Regions from separate parts of the Homo sapiens genome. Here region 2 is linked to region 1. Evidence: read pairs that join two places in POLR2A ChIA-PET (ENCODE). Cell type or tissue: PC-3. All regions are shown on one strand. Links, peaks and the distances in the headings refer to the core of each region. The heading gives the core; the rest is flanking DNA. Region 1 holds the start of LOC105378353 (a long non-coding RNA gene). Region 2 overlaps CDH23 (cadherin related 23).

Region 1 (10,696 bases), core at 1,219-9,218:
TCTGTGGCCCAGAATGGGTCACCTGACTGTTCAGTGCTAAGCTGGTAACACCAGCTCCTGTGTCAACCACTCCCAAGAGGGCTCACGGGGGAAGTTCCAACATTGTAATGGTAAGGGCCACGAGAGGCTCCATCTGGATATGCCTGGGAAGGAGTTATTCAGGAGCTAGCTGGGCAAATTAGCATGTCCATAGACCCCCGTGGGTGACTTGCTGGCTCAAATTCTCAATTTGAGTTTACAAAGACAATAGCCCTAGCTACTTTGCCTGCATTTCTCCTAAGCTGCCACTAAATGATATCAATGGCTATGTTATGGTCGGTCCAGAAACCTGGGCTGCTGTTCGCCATGGCCTACTAAAACCTGAGGTCACTGATAGCAAATCTGTTTTGCCCAGTTCTAATCAATTTGTAGTGACTGCCAGATCTCTAGCTGGACAAGATTCTAAGGCAGGTCTGGCTTCAGGGAGGGTGCTGGGATTGATTAGTGATGTCTGCTCTGGGTGCAAGAGGAGAGAGGGCACCACGAGTGTCTTTTACATGCTGAGCCTGAATAGATCAGTCTTTCCAAACATATTATGTCATGGGGATATTGCAGTTATCTGTTACATAATATGATCCCAAAGCATAGTGGCTTAAAACAATACAAGTCATGAGTACTTCTCATGTTCTGGGGGTTATCGAGGTTCAGCTGTCATACTCTCTCCTGCAGTTGCAGTCAGATGGCAGCTGGAGCTGCAGCCATTCATATCCCCTCTCTCTCTCTCTTCTCTCTTTGTAGTGTCACATGTCAGCCTCAGGGTAATAGGATGGCTTACCCAGTGGCTGAGAACAAGGGAGAGGCTGCGTGGTTTTTACAACCTGGTCTTGGAAGTCATGTGCTGTCACTTTTGCCACACTTGACTGGTTTGGGCAGTCACAAAGCCCCCTTCATTTCAAGGGGACATAGATCCCACCTCCCAATGGAATTTGCACCCTTCTCCAAACCAAAGTGCAGTCTGGAAGAATGAGAAGGAGAGGGGCGTTGCAGCCCCTCTCACCAGCCAACTGGCCTTCACAGGCCTCACTCCTGCCTTCGAAGCTAGGGCCATAGTCAGTGTCCTAGCAGAGGGGGCACAGCCTGCGGAGACCGCCACCCCAGGAGGAGAGTAGAGGAGGGCAGAGCAGGGGTCCCGGCTGCGCCTCGCAGGAGAGAGGGTGTGTTGAGAGCCAGTGCAGGCAGGAGCAGGAGGCGAGGAAGAGGGGAGACAGCCGTGGTGGGGGGAGCCCTTGGCTCACTTATGGTTTTATCTGTCTACTCGCTCAGCCCGCCCAGAGGATGTGGGGCTGTTTGTCCAGCCCAGATAGCCTAGAGAGAGCTCCCAGCCCCTTCCAGTTCCAGAATCACCATCTGAACTATAGCAAGAGTGTAATGCCTCGATCACCCCTTGTCATGTCCCTTAGGCTGCACTGCAACCCAGGAGGGAGGCTGTGACATTGCCTCATTTTCCAGGTGGAAATCAGGAGACCACAGGGGCACCATGGGACAGCTGAGTCTGCCTGTTGCCTCTTCAGTGGTCTGGAGGTCCCACAGGCTGAAAGTACTCCTGGGCCATGGGTCAGGAGTGGCAGGGAACGTCCAGCCTCTGGGCTGTGAGAGAATGCTAGCCAATTAACAGTAGCACTTCTGAGCATTATATCCTGCAGATGCATTATCTCTTTTAACCCTCACGGCAGCCTAAGAGCTGGAAACTGCTGTGACCCTGGTTTGAGATGGGAAAACAGGCTCATGGAGGTGACTGGCCCAAGGGAAGGTGGCCATTAAGGATGGAGCCAGGCGGAGTGCAGTGGCTCAAACCTGTAATCTCAGCACTTTGGGAGGCCAAGTCAGGAGGATTGCTTGAGCCCAGGAGTTTGAGAGAACGCTGGGCACTATAGCAAGATACTGTTTCTACAAAAATAAATTTTTAAAAAATTAGCCTGGCACGGTGACACATGCATGTAGTCCCAGCTACTCAGTAGGCTGAGGCAGGAGGATCGCTTGAGCCGAGGAGTTCAAGTCTGCAGTGAGCTATGGTCACGTCACTGCACTCCAGCCTTGGCTAGAATGAAAGGGAGGAGTCAGGATTTGAACTGGGACCTTCTCACCCTACATCTGTGCTTGGAACCCCTGAGCCACCTACATCCTAGTTCCCCAGCTTTGCACCCACCCCTGCCCCTGCAGGCAGAACCACTCCCAAGATCCTTCTAGTGAGAGCCCTGTCTCTCCGGGATTCAGGCTGCTGCGATGGAAGGGGGTGGTTAAGAAGGGCTGGGTCTGTCTCCAGTGAGATGTGGGCCCCCAGGCCAGCTACCCTCTGAGATTGGGTCCCGGCAGATGGCTCAGCAGTTACAGGACATTCTCAGAGGGAATTAGCCCACCCCTGGCCTGCCCCTGCTCCTCCTAGGCTCTAGGAGAGGGGGCAAGGGCAATGCAGGAACATCCTCTGAGGCCTCCATCTGTTTCCAGGCTGTGGGAAGATGGTCTGGGGCTAAGCTGTTTTTTATTTAATGTGCGAGATTGAAAAGTCTCCTTTTCTCCCCTCCTGGAGAACCGTGGCTTTCCCGACTGGCTTATCCATAATCGCCAAGTGTTTTATTATGTTAAATCTGCAGCATCATAAATACTTATGAGGAGGATTTACATCTTGGAGACTTATGAAGAAATCATAAGTGGGGTCCTGAGCCCTCACGAGTCAGGGAGTCGGGGGACCGGCAACCTGGGTACTGGAGGCAGCCTCTCCAAGAGTCTTCACAGGACTGAGACCTGCCCCAGGGTCTTGGTCTTGAAGCTGTCCTCTTGGCCATGCCCTGTCTCCAAGTAGAACCCCAGACATTACAGCAGCTGAAAGTCTAGACTTTCCTAAGACCCTAAGAGCACGACTGTCCCCTGGGCCACTCTCCCTTCCTGGGTGGAAGCAGCAGAGAGGGAAGCCAGTGTCCTCTGTTCATGCCTGTGGACCAGGCTTGCAGCTGGCACATTTCATGAAGCTTGATGAATGTTGAAAATAGCCCTAGAGCCCACGGATGGAGGCTCTGGGCAAGAGTGGTTTATGCAGCAGATAATTAGCAGGCGGGAAGGAGACCTGTGCGGGTGAAGGGCCATGTAGGGGGACAGAGGAGGGGACAGAGCAGCGTTCCACACTGCATCGTTTCTGGAATGCATTTGGTATTGACCTCCTCCTCTCTGATTCCTCCCCAACTTTCCTGCCCTGGGGGTACCTGAGTAAGCAGTCCCCCAGCTCTCTGCAAAACAACCTTCCTGTTCAAGGAACTTATTACCTTGTAGCGACAGGCACACAGGAGGGCTCCCATGATGCTGCACCATTCCTGCTGGACTTTTTCCTGGCCGTGTCTGTGAGGAGGCAGTTAGAGGCAGAGGCCATTCCCGAGGCTGGCGGATGCTTCCAGCTGGACTTCCTGCCATGCTGAGGCAGCAGGGATCAAGAAGCAGACAGCCGCTGGGAGGTTCAGACCAGCATGAAACCTCCCCACCCCCGGGTGCTACTGATCTCCCTTGCTTGTCAATTTGTACATCCAGCAAATATTTACCCAGTGCCTGCCAGGCCCTGTGCCTGTGCTGGGGGAGAACAAGGCAGGGCTCTGCCTTTGCAGCGCGCCTCATCTTTCCAGCCTGGCCTTTGCCTCCTTCTTGCCCCAAGGAACTGGTTCAAACTTCTTGGCATTTGTTCCCAACCTCTCTCTCCACTTGAATTTTTTCAGATTTAGAATCATTAGCTGTTAGGGACCTTAATATTATCGGGTCTAGCTGCTTCTTTTTAGAGATGAAGGGACTGAGGCCCAGAGAGGTTGAATATTTGTCAGGGGTTACACGGAGAGCCGATGACAGAGCTGGGCAGGGCTCCGGTCTCCTGACTCAGGCTCCATGCCCTGCTGGCCCTTATCTTGGGAGTGGGTGGGACAGCTCCAGCTGCTAGGAGAGGGTGGGGACACTGTGTGACAGAGCTGAGTGTGTAGGACCACCTCGAGCATCAGGGGTAAGTCTTGACTGCTGGCCTCCAGGGCCCCTGCTGTACTCTTACGATAGATGCTCCGGGCCGCCAAGGGTCCAGGTGTCTACCTGGCTGCCCAACAGCTCCTGTCCAGGCCAAAGCCCCTGCAGACCTTGAGAAGATGTGTGTCAGTGTGAGGTCTTCATGGGCATCTTAATGCAAGGTTCCCCACAAGCAGGCCCTGAAACAAGGATTCAAATGCGAGTAGTTTATCTGGGAGGTGAAGGTGGGAGAGTATGGAATGGGGACAGGAAAGGGAAGGCAGTCAGCAGAGGATGCCTTATCAAGTCAGCTCCTTCAGGAGGGACAAGAACACAGTCCTGCTGGGGATCTTGGAGAGCCAGTGTGGAGCATGGCTGAGCAGGAGGGAGCTGGGGTATTTATGTACCAACTTCCCTAGTCATTGGTTGAAGGCTGCTCTTAGGAGGTGTTCCTTACCTGTCACTCCCAGGTAAGTAACACCACTCCTGGAGTTGTAAAAGGGAGGGCACATGGGCAGGACACCAGCAGCATTGCTGTAGCTTCTGACCATATCATTCCCAGCTTGAAACCCTGATGTACCTCTTTGCGTTAGTGGGTACTTTGAGTACCCACAATAAAAGGATGTCCTCTTTAAGTGAAAATTAAAGGCAGGTCCACCTTTAGGCATCTTTGGATCTAGGGGATCTCCTCTGCACCACCCCTGGGCTCCGTGTGTCTCTGCATGGCTTTTCCTCCATGTCTAGCCTCGCCCTACGCAACTGGCTAGATGGCAGCCAGCAGCCCCAGACACAGTCTCGGCAGTGAGCTTCTCTCCACGGCTCCCATGTAGCAGTCCCAGGGAAGACTTAAAGATCCTATGTGGGTCACATGCTAATTCCTAACTCAACCCCAGGGTCTAGGAGCAGGCAACACTGACTGCCCCAGGCTGCGTCACATGCCTGTTGTTTGTGGCTGTGTGGGTGTGGGTGTGGGCAACCTGGCTGACCACCTCCCCAGGATGACTAGGCGAAGGAATGTTCTCCCAGGGAACATTGTGCTGGCAGACAAAGGCCCCACACCCCGCCCTCCTCCAGGACATGAGTCCACGCCTCTCCCCAGCATCACCTCTGTGCTCCTCTGCTCGCATCTTGACTACAGCCAGAGTCCATTTGCAGCTCCCTGAACATGCCTCACTCTCTCTCCCAAGACACATGCACTTATATCCTCCCATTCGTCGTTACCATCCAGCATAGACATTGCCTCCAAATGGCCTTCCACGATGCCCAGGGTGGGTTTTGTGCCCCTCAGATGTGCTGTGTGATGCCCTGGGGCCTCCTGATGGAGCACCTACCACAGTGAGATGACATATCTGTTGCTGGTCTGTCCCGTGTCCTGGGCATCCAGCATAGTACTGGACACACAGTAGTTGCTCAATGCACATTTGCGGAATGACCACACCATTGAGTACACATGTTAACAGACTGAGTGATGGGCTGGGGCTCAGCACACCTGGGTTCTCATCCCAGCTCCCTACAGACTCACTCCACAACCTTGAACTGTCCCTTCATTTCTTGGGCTTCCTCATACCCCTTAGAAAGCAGTGACAGCACCTGCTCTCCCTTTAGCTGAGGACCAGAGGGAAACTCAAATTAGCCTGGGGCCACAAAAGCACTTTGAAAAAATTCCTTTCTTGCTTTTCTTGCTCATCATTTCACACCTACGTGTGTGTGTGTGTGTGTGTGTGTGTGTGTGTGTGTATTTTTCCTACCTTTCAAGTTTTTCTTTTTTTAATTAAAAAAAAGTATGTAATCTGGCTTTTCTCCCAGCCCCCTCCCACTGGTTAGCAGGAAAATTAACTACACATCCAATCCGGTTTAAAGCTTAGTCTAATCTGATGATTTAAGCAGCCCCTTGAGATGATGTTCTTGCTTCCTAGAATAAAAATGTGCAGCTTCTCAGATAGAATCCTTCCCTGCTTTTCTCCCCAGGCCAGTATGGGGGCTGGGAAGAGTACATGGCTCATATGCAGGCATGGTGCTGGGGAGTGTGGGGGTTCCCTTGGCCCCAGGCAGCACTAACTTGGCATCACCTGCTCCCCATGATGACTGAGGCCATCACAGGAGGATGCCCCTGCCCTGGCCACCACTTCTGTGCCATCCATATTTCCTCACTCCAGGGGAGGCAGTAGAGCATCATTCTGAGAACTGACCAGAGCCAGGCCTCCTGGGTTCATTGCTGAGTGACTTTGAGCTAGTTCCTCAGCCTCTCTGATGTCAGCTTCCTTATCTGTATACATGGGATAGGTACGAATACCTGTCTTACAGAACCGGTGTAACAATCAAACACACTGGCATACAGAAAATGCCTAGAAGAGTGCTAGAAAAGTATGCATTAAACACTGTTTGAGTGTTTGCTATGGCGACGATGATGATGAAGATGACGACGATGATTTTCTTTCCTTCTTCCCTTTGCCCCCAAACCTCCTGCTAAGTTTTGGGGAAAGGAAGCTCAGTGGGTGGCTGCTCTGTTTAAACACTAGACAAAGCCAGCAGGAGCTCAGCCCTGTGGCAGGAAGAGCAGGGGTTTGCCTTGAACATCCTGGTGTCCTCGTGTCCTTGAACCTCACAGCAAGGTGAAAAGCAGCAGAACCCACTGAGCGCTGGCCCTGAGCCAGGCACTGCCGCTTGCACCCCACACTGCTCACCTCTTCAGCCTCACCCCCCTGTGAGTTGAATCAACTCTCCCCATTGTACAAGTTCAAAAGCTGAAACCAGAGCAACTGAGTCCCTTACCCAAGGCCACACAGCTAGGGAGCCGGGAAGGCAGGATTCGAGTGCAGGCCTCTTGACTGCAGAGTGAACAGTCCTAACTGCTAAGCTCGCCTGCTTCCCTTAAGGTGGCTCACCAGCCCCAGCCCACACAGGAGCCCCGAAGGGGTGTCTAACTGCTTCTGGCATCCTCGCCCCAGGGTTGCAGTCCACATCCGTGTCCTGGCCTCACTGACGGTCATCCTGGCCATCTTCATGGTGATAACTGCACTGGTGAAGGTGGACACTTCCTCCTGGACCCGTGGCTTTTTTGCGGTCACCATTGTCTGCATGGTGATCCTCAGCGGTGCCTCCACTGTCTTCAGCAGCAGCATCTACGGCATGACCGGCTCCTTTCCTATGAGGAACTCCCAGGCACTGATATCAGGTGAGAGCCAGGGTCCGGGCAGCTGACCAGGTTCATCCACCCAGGAGTCATGGGAGGGAGCCAGAGATGAGCATGTGGTGGCCTTTTCTGAAAAGGAAATGGCATGGGTGCTGATTGTGTTTCAGTCATCTAGTGTTGTAGAACAACAACGGTCATTTCTACTACTCACAAATTTGCAGCTTGGACAGGAGTTTGCAGGTGTAGCTCTTCTCTTCTCCCCATGGCATCAGCCAGCATAGCTCGACGGGGAGCGGAGGATCCAGTTCCAGGTGGCACGCCCTCCTGGCTGGCGTGTTGATAGTGGCTGCTGGCTGGAAGCTTAGCCAGGGCTGGGCTGGGGCCAGGGACTTCCGTTCCTCTCTATGTGGACCTCAAATGGCAACTTTGACTTCCTCATGGCATGGTGTCTGGGTTGCAAAAGCCGGCATTTCAGGAGATCCAGGCAGAAGCTTTATTTCTGATTTAGCAAAAGAAGCCACATAGGGTCAGTTCTGCCATAGCCATAAGCTCACCCAGACTCAAGACAGATGGACCCACCTCTGGGAGAGTATGAAAGTCTCCCACCGTGACTGTGAGAAGGTAGGCAGGAGGGGAGACAGAGTCGCAGCTATTTTTGGATAACATGGTCTGCCTACAAAAGGCAATTCCTGAAACCAGCCTTCCTCCCTTTCCTTCCCTCCTTCTCCTATTCCTCTCCTATTTTTCCTTTTCCTTATCTTTCTTCCCCTTCTTGTCTCCTTTCCTTCCTTCTGTCTTTTCTTCCTTTCTGATTTTATAGAGGACCTGCTATGTCCTGGGGATGCAAAGATGAACAAGCACCAGTCCCCTCGGAGCTGATGGCTCAGTGAATAAACTCTCACCCCCAGCACCCCCAAGCTTTGGTATCCCGTGGGTATGCCTGTGCACGACGTGGGCCGACCCCTCTAGCTGATGTTTGATGCTGATGTTGATGAGCCTGTTCCGGAGGCCTTGGCACTTTTGTTCTCTAAGCTGGAGACACACACATCTCTCACCCAGATGACCCAGCCAGGTAAAAAGGAGCGGGTCAGGAACCATTGGTGCTTTGCCAGGAGGCCACAGTCCCTGGGAGCAAGACTGGAGGTTCTGCTGCTGTGTCTGCCCTTCCACATGCCCCTGTTATGCAGAGGAGAGCTCTAAACATTTGCCCACTGACAGCAATTTCACAAGGAACCTGTGCTGTGCCCCTTAGTTAATAATGCCAGGAAGCATGTGGCCAGGATGACAATACTTTGACAAGGGTATGTCCCTTCCCCACTCGAGCCAGTGCCAGACATCACTGGTGGATCTCTATCTTTCATCCTGAGCTTCTAAATCCTTCTCAGCGCAGCACTTGAGGCAGTTACTCTCAGCAGATCAGAGTCTAGATGTGAGCTTCAATCTGTTTGCCATTTCTGAGATCAGATTAGGCTTCTGGCTGTATCCTGGGAAACACTTGGGCCTAAGATAAAATAAAAATGGACTTGTTGCTAAGTTTCCTGGGTGCAGGCAACATGCATCAGCGATGCTTTCAAACGGGCATTTCTGGACTGAAGGCAGTGGCCACTGGACATGGGATTTAATTCCTTCTGTCACCGCCATCTCAGAAGGAGGCTCTTATCCCCTTAGTTCCTTCCATCCTTGCTGGCAGGCTCTCCAGGAGCCAGTGACCAAACTCACCATTTACATTGGCAAGCGGTCCTCGGGTTAATCTGTCCACCTGTGATCTTCTAGGGATGGGGAGTCTCCTATGGATTTTTCAGAAAGTCCGTTCAGAAAAGTGGGGAAGTTTAGTACTTCTACGCCAGTATTAATGACCCTGAGTCTAAACCGTGGTCACCACTGTATTGGGCCCTCGTGGGTGCCCAACACCCTGGAAAATCAAGGTGTCCCAGTCTTCCAGAGGCCACAAGACCACCTCGCCAGCCCCACTTGCTTTTTTCCAGCACAGCCCGTCTGTGAATTCCGCACGCGTTGGCATCTGAGGAACAATTCATTTGTTTTGCGCTGGTGTTTTTTTAAACCCCTCATTTGCATGTATTTCCATAACTGATGAGATAAAAGTGGAGAGTCATGAAGGATGAGCTCCCGGAGGCCTGGTTTGTTGTTGATGATAATATTGTAAATTCTCTACAAGTTGGAAAGAGAGAGAGGAAAATCAGTAGGCAGTGATGTTAAGATCTCCTCCTTGGGGCAGCTGGGGAGTGTCTTACTGAGTTTAACCCCAGTTCTTGCAAAATGTCTAGGCGGGGATTACAGCTTCTCAGAAGTGGGCATCCTCTTGGCAAAGGGTTTACCCGTTGTTGCTGCTTTGATGTGGGAAGCACAGAAATAGCCAAGCACCTAACTGGGAATCAGAAAGGATTTGTTTGGTATTTGGCACTTCTCCGCACCAGGCAGGCTTCTGAGTGCTTCACGTGTAATAATCCTTTTAATCTTCATCACAGCCCTACGAGGTGGGTATTATTAACACCCCCATTGTATAGATGAGGATACAGAGGCACAGTGAGGTTAAGGGACTTGCTGAAGGTCACACAACTAGAAGAAGTAGAGCCAGGTTTGGACTCGGATGTTTTGATTCTGGAGTCTGAGTTCCTAATTACAGTGCTAATTTTTATACCTTTGCCCTCCCTCAAGTACTACCCAGGCTAATAGAACTTATGGTGGAGAGGCTGGGGAAAGGATCCTCCGTCAGACCAAGGGCTATTCTCTGTAGAGCCATAGAGGCCACAGGCAGAGCATGGGGAGCCGTGATGGTGCGCACGGTGGACGGGGCCTGACTGTCCCCCTTCCCCTCTGCTTCGTGCAATAGTGGGCAGGAAAGTGGTGCTGTGTAAGAGCTGCCTGATGGAGACAGAGCAGGCCATGCCCACACGGACCCAGCCTTCTTCCCACCTCTTCAGGAATGGACATTCTGATCCTCTGAAGTGGGCAGGTTCATCCCGCCAGTCAACCCAGCTCATCCATCAGGCCCTTCCCGCATTGATGGTGATGGTGTTGGCCTTGTTGTCAGTGCTTTTCCACTCATCGTCCTGTTTCCACCTCACTACGGTCACCTGTGATGAACAGGACAAGTGTTAGCCCCACTTTCCAGGCAAATAAACACAGGCAGGGAAGAAAGTAAGTGATCAGCCCACGCTGGTGCCAGTGTTCCCAAGCAATGCTGCACACAGACCTTCTGACTCATGGCCAGCACAGGAAGATGACCCATGGCTGTGAGGGTTCGAAGGAACAGAAAGACATGTCTGCTGCCTCCCAGAAGCAACAATGCAGTCGTGGCGAGGCAGGGCATAGCGTTTGTTGAAGTCTACTGTGTGCCAGGCCCTTTGTGAACATCTCAGTCAGTCCTCAAAGCAACACACAGGGCAGGGGTTGTTATTCCCATTCTATAAGCGAGCAAACTGTAAAGTCAGAGAAGCCACGTTACCCCTAGGGTCCCAGCTAGCAAGTAGCAGAGTCCAGGGTGACACGTCCATCCGCCTGACTCCTAGCCCCGTTGGCACCCGAGTAGGTCGT
Region 2 (8,000 bases), core at 1-8,000, 250 kb after region 1:
CATGAGAAGCAGATGGGAATGGGTCACAAAGTTGTTGGATAGGTCACAAAGGGCCAAGTTGCAGAAAGTGCTGGAAGCCAGGTGGACTTGCCGTGTTGGGCAGGGGGGAGCACGTAGGATCTTACAGGAGGAGTGAAGTGCTGAACTGGCACTCCACAATGCCCCTTGCCCAGCCCGCCCCAGGGCCTGCCTCCCAGCCCCGGTCCCCACCTCCCCGCTGCCCGGCACTCCCTTCCTCCCTCCCAGGTTGGGGACATTGGGCCACTGAGGTCAGGTCTTTGTTTGAAGGACAGATAATTAATCCCACAAAGTAATCCCCAGCACACTCTGGCAGATTTATGGAGGTCGCCTCTGTCCTGGGAACTCTGCCTCATCATCTTTCATTTCCCAGGCAAAGTGACTGACTTGTTATATCATAGGCCCCACGCCAACAGGAATTTCATTTAGGGGAGTTCTCCAGGTGGAAGGAGATTGATAACCCAGGCCTGGGCAGGAACCGATGGCAGTCCTGGGGCCGGGAGGGTGGGGAGCAGAGCAGGCATCGCCACCTCCTCTGTCCCCTAGCTGGTCTCCGTCTTTCTCCCAACATGGGGCTGGTTTCATGGACCTCACCTGTCACAGGCCACAGGGACCCGGATATCATCCAGTTGAGCCTTTCCAAGCCCCAAGATGAGAAAGCAGAGGCCCAGAGCTTGAGAAAGGGACTGTTTCCCACCTGGCTCTTGGGGCTACTCTGCCCCAGCTGTCCTCACCATTACTTCTCCCTCCCCACTCCCCACCTCATCCGCCCTGAAGCTGCCACAGGTACAGGGCTGTCAAGGACAGGGGCAGGGGCTCCTCAGAGCCTGCTGTGGTGGTCCTTGGAACCTACCTCCCAAGGAGGCTCCTTTCAGTGCAGGAGGGCAGTAGGGATTGGCAGGACCTGGCAGCTCATCCACCAAGCAGTGAGGAAGGAGAGGTGTGGCCCTGGGGGTCAGGGTAGTTGCTTCTGGTCTATTGGCTCTGCCTTTAGCTTGCTAGACAGTTTAATGGCTACCATTGTCCACCTTTGCAATACAGGACTTTGGACTTATTTGATAATTCATAAATATTTATCAGGCACCTCTCGTACTCACTGCTGGGGATATGGCCATGAACAGGACAGACAAAACTGTCGCCCTCAGAGCCTCTCTTCTAACAGAGTGTGTACTCTGTTGTATCCATGATCCCGCCCCACCCCCACCCTCAAAGGCGGGGTAGGCCCAGGCTGTGGGCAACTGGGAAGGGAGGGGAGGGCCTGGCCATAGCACAGAGAGTAGGGGTTGGTGTGGCAATGTGTAGGCAGGCACCAGTACCAGCCTTGCCAACTTGGCAGCTCCACGTCGACAGGGACCAAGCATGGTGGGGCTGGCTCCTTCCTGAGGCTCCACCCGGCCTTTCGTAATTAAAGCCGTAAGTCATCTTCCGACGGGAGCCTGTAGGCTGGGGAGGCCACAGCTGACCTTGCTTGGGGTTTAGTGCTGGGAGGGAGAGTGAGTACATCTGGGCAGAGGTTTGTAGAGGGAGCTGAAGATCAAAGGCTGCCCTCTGTTCTGGCCTAGGCTGGGGACAGTGTTTGGGCTCTGAGGCTCTGCTTGGTGCCAGGAGCAGTGCCAAGAGCTTCCTCCACAAGCAAAGAGGTTACTTCCTCTTTTCTATGAGTGCTGAGTCTCAAGCTTGCAAACACCCCAAGTGACGCCATCTGTCTGTAGCAGGACCCTTTGCTCCGGGCCCTCTCCAGGAGGGCCTATGCCCAGAGTTTGGAGTGGGAGTGCTATAGGGTATCCACTGCTTTGGAGCACTTCCCAGAGAGCCTGCCTTCCCTCCTGCCGACAGACTAGGGGTCTGTAACCCAGAACAGCTGATGGGGAAGGAGGCAGGGCCAGGAACCCATGTAATTGAGAAGGACACCAGGCCACGCATCTGTAGGGTGGCCCAGTGGGAAAGACCCAAAAGTCGCTCCTGTGACTTCTCTTTTTCAAAAAAGCGGCCAGAGGCTTTGGAAAGATTTGGGTTGTGGAGCCTCCTCCCTGGTCGAAAAGGCAAGGACGTCTCTCTTTTTCCTGTTTCTCGCTTGCTCAGCAGAAGTTTCTGCCTGTGTGAGCCAAGGGATGGGAGCGTCTTGGGACATCCCTCCCTATCTGGCTGGGCTCATTCATCAAGCATTCTCTGAACGCCTACTTGGTGTGGGGCACTGGGCCAAGGGCTTGGGACATAATATGACATCTGGGGCTGAGCCTCCAGCTGGGAGGATGAGGGCATTCTGGAGGCAGGCTGCCGGGATGAAATGGCCAACCACCCACCCCACCCCACACTCCACCCCACATCCCAGCCCGGGACCCCTGGCCTTTGTCAGAGAAGCAGGGCCAAGTTCACTGGCAAATGTGAAATATTAAATATTTAGAAAAGTACAGAAACCAACACAGCACACCCCCATGTATTCACCACCCTGATAACATTTGTTGACATTTTGCCATATTTGCTTTGGATCTTTTTTGCTCTTCTTTTTGTTCTTGTTTAAGAAAGGGAACATTGCAGCTATTGTTGAAGGCACCTTTTCTTTGATTTCAATCATCTCAGAGGCCTGTTCTGTGAGCGCTGAGCAGAAAAGGTAAAAACCTCTGATCCTGACGTTGGCTTCAAAAATGGCATCCCTGACTTGAATGTGGACTGTGTCTTAGGTGACATTGAGGAATCATTTATTTTATTTAGGGTGAAAATGGCATGTTTTGTTGCATTTTTGAAAGTCCTTATGAGAGATGCATACAGTATGTAAAGATGAACTGGGATTTCCTCTGTTAACACCGTGAAAAATTGGTAGTGTTGTGGGGGGTGATTTTAAGATAAGATTGGCAAAATTTTGATGATTGTTGCATCTGGGTGATGGTACCGAGAGCTTCATTGTGCTCTTGTCTCTACATTTGTGTTTCTTTGAAATTTTCCATAGTAAAACTTTTATGTGTGGTCCCCAAAGCTTCTCAAAGCAGACCAGAGAGCCACATCTGACCTGTGGCCTGGACAGGAGTCCAGACTTGAGCCAGACTTCTGGTCCACCCATCTGGTGCCAGTTCTGCTTCTAACGTGCTGTGTGTTGTTGACCAAGTTACTTCTCATCTCTGATTCTCACTTCTCCAGGGGATGAAGGAAAAGTTGGAACCTGCTAGGCTTTAAGCATCTTTCCATTTTCCACCTCTGACACTTGACACATCTAACTTGTATGCTCAGAGACTCCACTGGAGGGAAACTGTGGGAATAGTCCCATTTACACCTTCAATGTCTTTCCTTTTTTTTTTTTTTTTTTTTTTTTTTGGTGAGACAGAGTTTCACTCTTGTTGCCCAGGCTGGAGTGCAATGATGCGATCTCGGCTTACTGCAACCTCCGCCTCCCAGGTTCAAGCAAATCTCCTGCCTCAGCCTCCCGAGCAGCTAAAATTACAGATGTGTGCTACTACACCCGGCTAATTTTGTACTTTTAGTAGAGACAGGGTTTTACCATGTTGGCCAGGCTGGTCTCAAACTCCTGACCTCAGTTGATCCACCTGCCTTGGCCTCCCAAAGTGCTGGGATTACAGGCGTGAGCGACCGTACCCGGCCACACCTTCAATTTCTTCAGTGGGTTGGCCCACTGATGCTTTAGGAGATAAGCTTTGCAAAAAGGGCTCTGTGGTCAAATAAGTTAGAGAGACACTGCATCACAATTTCCTTGTGCTGGCAAATCACAATGCCCATGAGCACATTAAAGGCTCTGACAAGTCCAGCAGTGAAGATGTCTGTTGAGCATTTCCCAGATTTGTTTGACCGCAGAACTTTTTTTTTTTTTTTTTTTTTGAGACGGAGTGTCACTCTGTCACCAGGCTGGAGTGCAGTGGCACTATCTCAGCTCACTGCAACCTCTGCCTCCCGGGTTCAAGCGATTCTCCTGCCTCAGCCTCCTGAGTAGCTGGGACTACGGACACGCACCACCACGCCCAGCTAATTTTTTGTATTTTCAGTCGAGACAAGATTTCACCGTGTTAGCCGCAATGGTCTCGATCTCCTGACCTTGTGATCCACACGCCTCGGCCTCCCAAAGTGCTGGGATTACAGGCTTGAGCCACCATGCCCGGCAGACCACAGAGCTTTTAAAAGTTGACCTTTCCTATACCCCATGGTATCAGAGTTCCTGGGGAAACCCTGGCCTTTCTGTTTTCAGACTGGGGGCTCTGACTCTGTAGGACAAATTTGCCATCTTTTCTCATAAATATGATGACTCTGACTCATACTCACTCGAACCCAAGATGTTTGATGTTTTCCACATTGCTGAGTGGGTTTGTGCTTAACCAAATCTGTAGTTTTTTTCCTTCAGTCATGCCCTGACCAGAATCATCTGCTTTGATGTTATACTCTGAGTCACTGACCAAATGCCGGAAAACCCTCCAACATTAGGAAACTGGGCCTGGCACAATCTGCATCCTTTCTGGTGGAGCCTTCTAGAAGCATTGTTTCTAGGGAGGAGTAGGAGAAGGAATATAGGCATTGGCATTAAAGGCCATGGCTTCAAATCTCAGTGCGACCACTTACAAGCCTTATGACTTTTTCACCTCTATCCTCAGTTTACTAATCAATGAGGTCTAACATTTGTTGAGCATCTGTGATGTGCTGGACACTGTGCTGAACTAAGTAGGATTATTACCTGCTTTTATCCTCACATCAGCCCTATAAGATAAGAATTACTCCTCCCCTTTTTATGGTTAAAGAAACGCAAGCCCAGAGAGGGTAGATAACTTGCCCACGGTCACACAGCTAGTGAGAAGTAATGCTGAGGTTCGAACCCTGGTCCTAGCCACTGCAATATCTGCCCTTTCAAAAAGATCAGATCTCCCATGGCATCTTAAAACTGAAAACGTCCTGGGAATCTCCAGATTCCCTGAACCCCATCCCTCAGGGCCCCCTTGGAGGGTAACGGGGTGCTGGGTGTGCTGGACTCCACACCCCGTCATCTGCTTCAGCCAGGGCAACTAGCTCTGATTTTGGCTGTTTTCTATACTGGAGCTCTGTGTGAAATTTTGTCTGATACAAGAATCTGCTACTGAAACAAAGACATTTGAAAAACCACTGCCATGGAAAAGCCCCCTCTTTTTTAAACAGGAGAAAACCCTGAGGCCCAGAGAAGTGAAGTGACTGGCCCAGGGTCACAGCTGTCTTCTGAGCCCCAGGCAGATCTCTGTTCTCCCTTCAGGCATTGGAGCAGGGCCTGGGCTGGGTGGGCGGCGGAGGGGGGGGGGCTCTGCAGCCCCCAGGGGACCCCTCAAGGTCGGTCATTCGGGCTGGTTCAGCCAGCTGGTGGCCAGTTTCTATGAAGATAACTGTGTCTGAGGCTGGCTCCCTGAACCTCGTCCGACCACATCTATTTCTGGGCTGCAGAGTCCTGACGGAGCACAATTTGATTCATAAATTACCCGGCTCAAGGTGTGTGTGATGGGTTCTCCTTCCACAGATTTGAAAGTCATTCACTCTGGAACTTGCAGCACTTGGGGCGGGAGGGCAGGGGCAGCCGTGGCACTGTCAGGATTAGTGTTCATGGAGGAAAGATGGCAGGGAAGATGGAGAGGGCTCGGACAATCAGTGAGAGCCGCTCTGTACCAGCTCTGTTCTCCCAGCAGCCCCAGGAGGCAGAGTCTGTCAGTGTCCCTCTTTGGCAAGTGAGGAAACTGAGGCTCAAAGGCAAAGTCACTTGCCCAAAGCCACATAGCTAGAAGTAGTGGAGCTAGGATTTGAACTCAGTACCCTCTGAGGCCCACACTGCTTCCACATGATCTCAGTGATGCAAGACAAAGGACTGAACAGATGGCAGTTGGAGGGGGAGGCTGGACCCTGGGCAGTAGGATTTGGAGGGAAGTTTCAGGGGCACCAACCCTCTTTGTCCCACAAACTTCAGGGTGCACCTGTCACTGCCATTGCACCCCACCCTGCCCCGCTCTGCCCATCTTTCCTGCTTAACGTCATCCAGTCTGTGGCACTGCACAGCTCCACCTGCCCCAGGCACCCAGTTCACCATCTTTGACGCATCCTGACATGGGTTCAGCACTTTACAGTTTGTAAAGCATCTTCAGATTCCTTATCTCACTGAACCTCTAAACAGCCCTGTGAGAGGGGAAGGTATTCTCACCTCCAAAGAGGAAACTGAATCTCAGAATGTCCACAAGCCCCAAATGATGAAACCAGTCTCTTAAATTCACATCCACTCCTTTATGAGTTCTCCAGTCGGCTTCCTCATACATGTGCCTTGTCCTTCCCCGAAGATGACCAATCTTCCCCATTAGACGGTGGGCTCCCTGGGGGTATGACCCACCCCATACCTGGTACGGACAGGCCCAGTGGTAGATAGGTGGTCTCTGGTGTCCCCACTTCCCGAGAAGCTTCATCCCTGGGCCCATCTTTCCCATGTCCCATTGCTGGATTGGAGCCAGAGGAGGGGGTGACAACACGTCCAGGATGACAGACAGCGCGTGCCCCCTCCTCCTGCCATGGGCTTTCTTCTCCTTGGGCGTCTGATCACCGTCCTCTTTGTTTTCTTAAGTGTCTCTCCCACTCCTTCCTCCCTCCCCCTCCTTCCCTGGGACAAGGCCTTTCAGATCATCAAATATCAAACACTGCTTATGCACAGACTGAGATGGCTTTATCGGGGCTGTAAATCTCCCTGTGCCCTGACCTCTCTTGAGTGCCAAGCCTCGGGTGAGTTATGTGGGCCCTGCCCAGTGACAGGCAGAACAGACAGCCAGCCCTCTGGGAGGCACAGGCTGGGGGACCTGGGGCACCTTGGCTCCCACTCTTAGCCCAAGGAGAGACCCCAGTTGAAGGGAAGCATGGGTGTTTGGGCCTACCTGCCCCAGGCCCCGGAGGTAACCGGGTGCCAAGCAGGCAGCAGGGGGGGCCTCCTTTTCCTGCTCTCCTTTTCCTCACCTTGCTCACCTCCTGGCCAGACTCCGGGCCCCAGGGCTGAGGGAGCACCAGTCCCACACAGGAGAGGCAAGGCCCATGGCAGCCATGAGGGCTATGTGAGACCCAAAAGACCCAGGTTCTAATCCCAGCATGGTCACTTAGTAACCATGTATCCTTGGACATGTCACTTCACCTGACAGTGCCTCAGTTTCCTCATCTGATAAATGGGTAGCAGTGCTGGCTTCACACGGTATTTTGTGGATCCAGTGAGGTCGTGCATGTGAACAAACATGTGAAGCGCTTGGTCAACAGGCAGAAGCACGCATCTTCCCCATCTCTCAGGGGCAAGCAGCATGTGGACTAAGCCTGTAGTCTCTAGAGGCAGACAGGCTGGCCTGGAATCCTGGCTCTGTGACTGGCCAGTGGTGTGACTTCAGGCAAATCATTTAATCTCTCTGTGCCTCTGTTTTCTCACCTGTAAAATGGGAATAACAATAATAATGGAAGGCCAGGCATGGTGGCTCATGCCTGTAATCTAAGCAACATGGGAGGCTGAGGCAGGAGGATCCCTTGAGCCCAGGAGTTTGAGGCTGCAATGAGCTGATTGTGCCACTGCACTCCAGGCTGGGTGACAGGGTGAGATCCTGTCTCTAAAAATAAAAAATAAATAAAAAGAATTTTAAAAGCTAAGAGTGGAATAATGACGATGCCCTCACAGGAGGAGGCCTTGAGGAGTAGCTGACCAACTCACATGAAGTGCTGAGCACCTCGTCTGCCACGCAGCGGGCCCACAAGAAACGTCAGCCCTTGTTATTGCCCCTTTTCTCTCTGCCATCACCCAGTCCATGCCCTCGTCACCAGCAGGCTTTCCTGCCTCCAGCCCAACCCCTGCAGGAGCTCCTCAGAGCCAGACAAAAATCCAAACTGCTTCCTCCTCTGGGCATCAGCCTCTCCTGACAGCTTCCTGTGAACTCTCTGCTTCTCCTGCTGGCTCCCCACCTGGGAAGCCATGGTCCCACCTCCACCCTTTTGCTCAGGCCAGTCTCCCCAGCAGGAGTGCC

The links. Peaks named below come from ENCODE experiments on the same cell type or tissue, not always from the same donor. Only the 100,000 strongest peaks of a DNase experiment are listed, where the experiment ranks them.
Region 2: POLR2A ChIA-PET joins it to region 1 with 29 read pairs; 4 of 35 experiments call an interaction of 5 or more read pairs at or near these places.

The regions. Positions count from the first base shown.
Region 1 is chr10:71,344,606-71,355,301 of GRCh38, forward strand. It overlaps SLC29A3 (solute carrier family 29 member 3), which reads left to right. Exons shown (of 6, transcript NM_018344.6): 4 at 6,957-7,183. It overlaps LOC105378353 (a long non-coding RNA gene), which reads right to left and starts at 3,462. Exons shown (of 3, transcript XR_946051.3): 1 at 3,297-3,462. RefSeq lists enhancers at 1-336, 1,043-1,748, 6,348-6,848, 6,849-7,349. In PC-3, for the core only: no CTCF peak of the experiment used is centred there; a DNase peak (open chromatin) is centred at 5,016.
Region 2 is chr10:71,596,690-71,604,689 of GRCh38, forward strand. The region is part of intron 9 of CDH23 (cadherin related 23); the gene reads left to right. Among named protein-coding and RNA genes, the nearest start is that of CDH23-AS1, 89 kb to the left of the region's middle. In PC-3, for the core only: no CTCF peak of the experiment used is centred there; no DNase peak of the experiment used is centred there.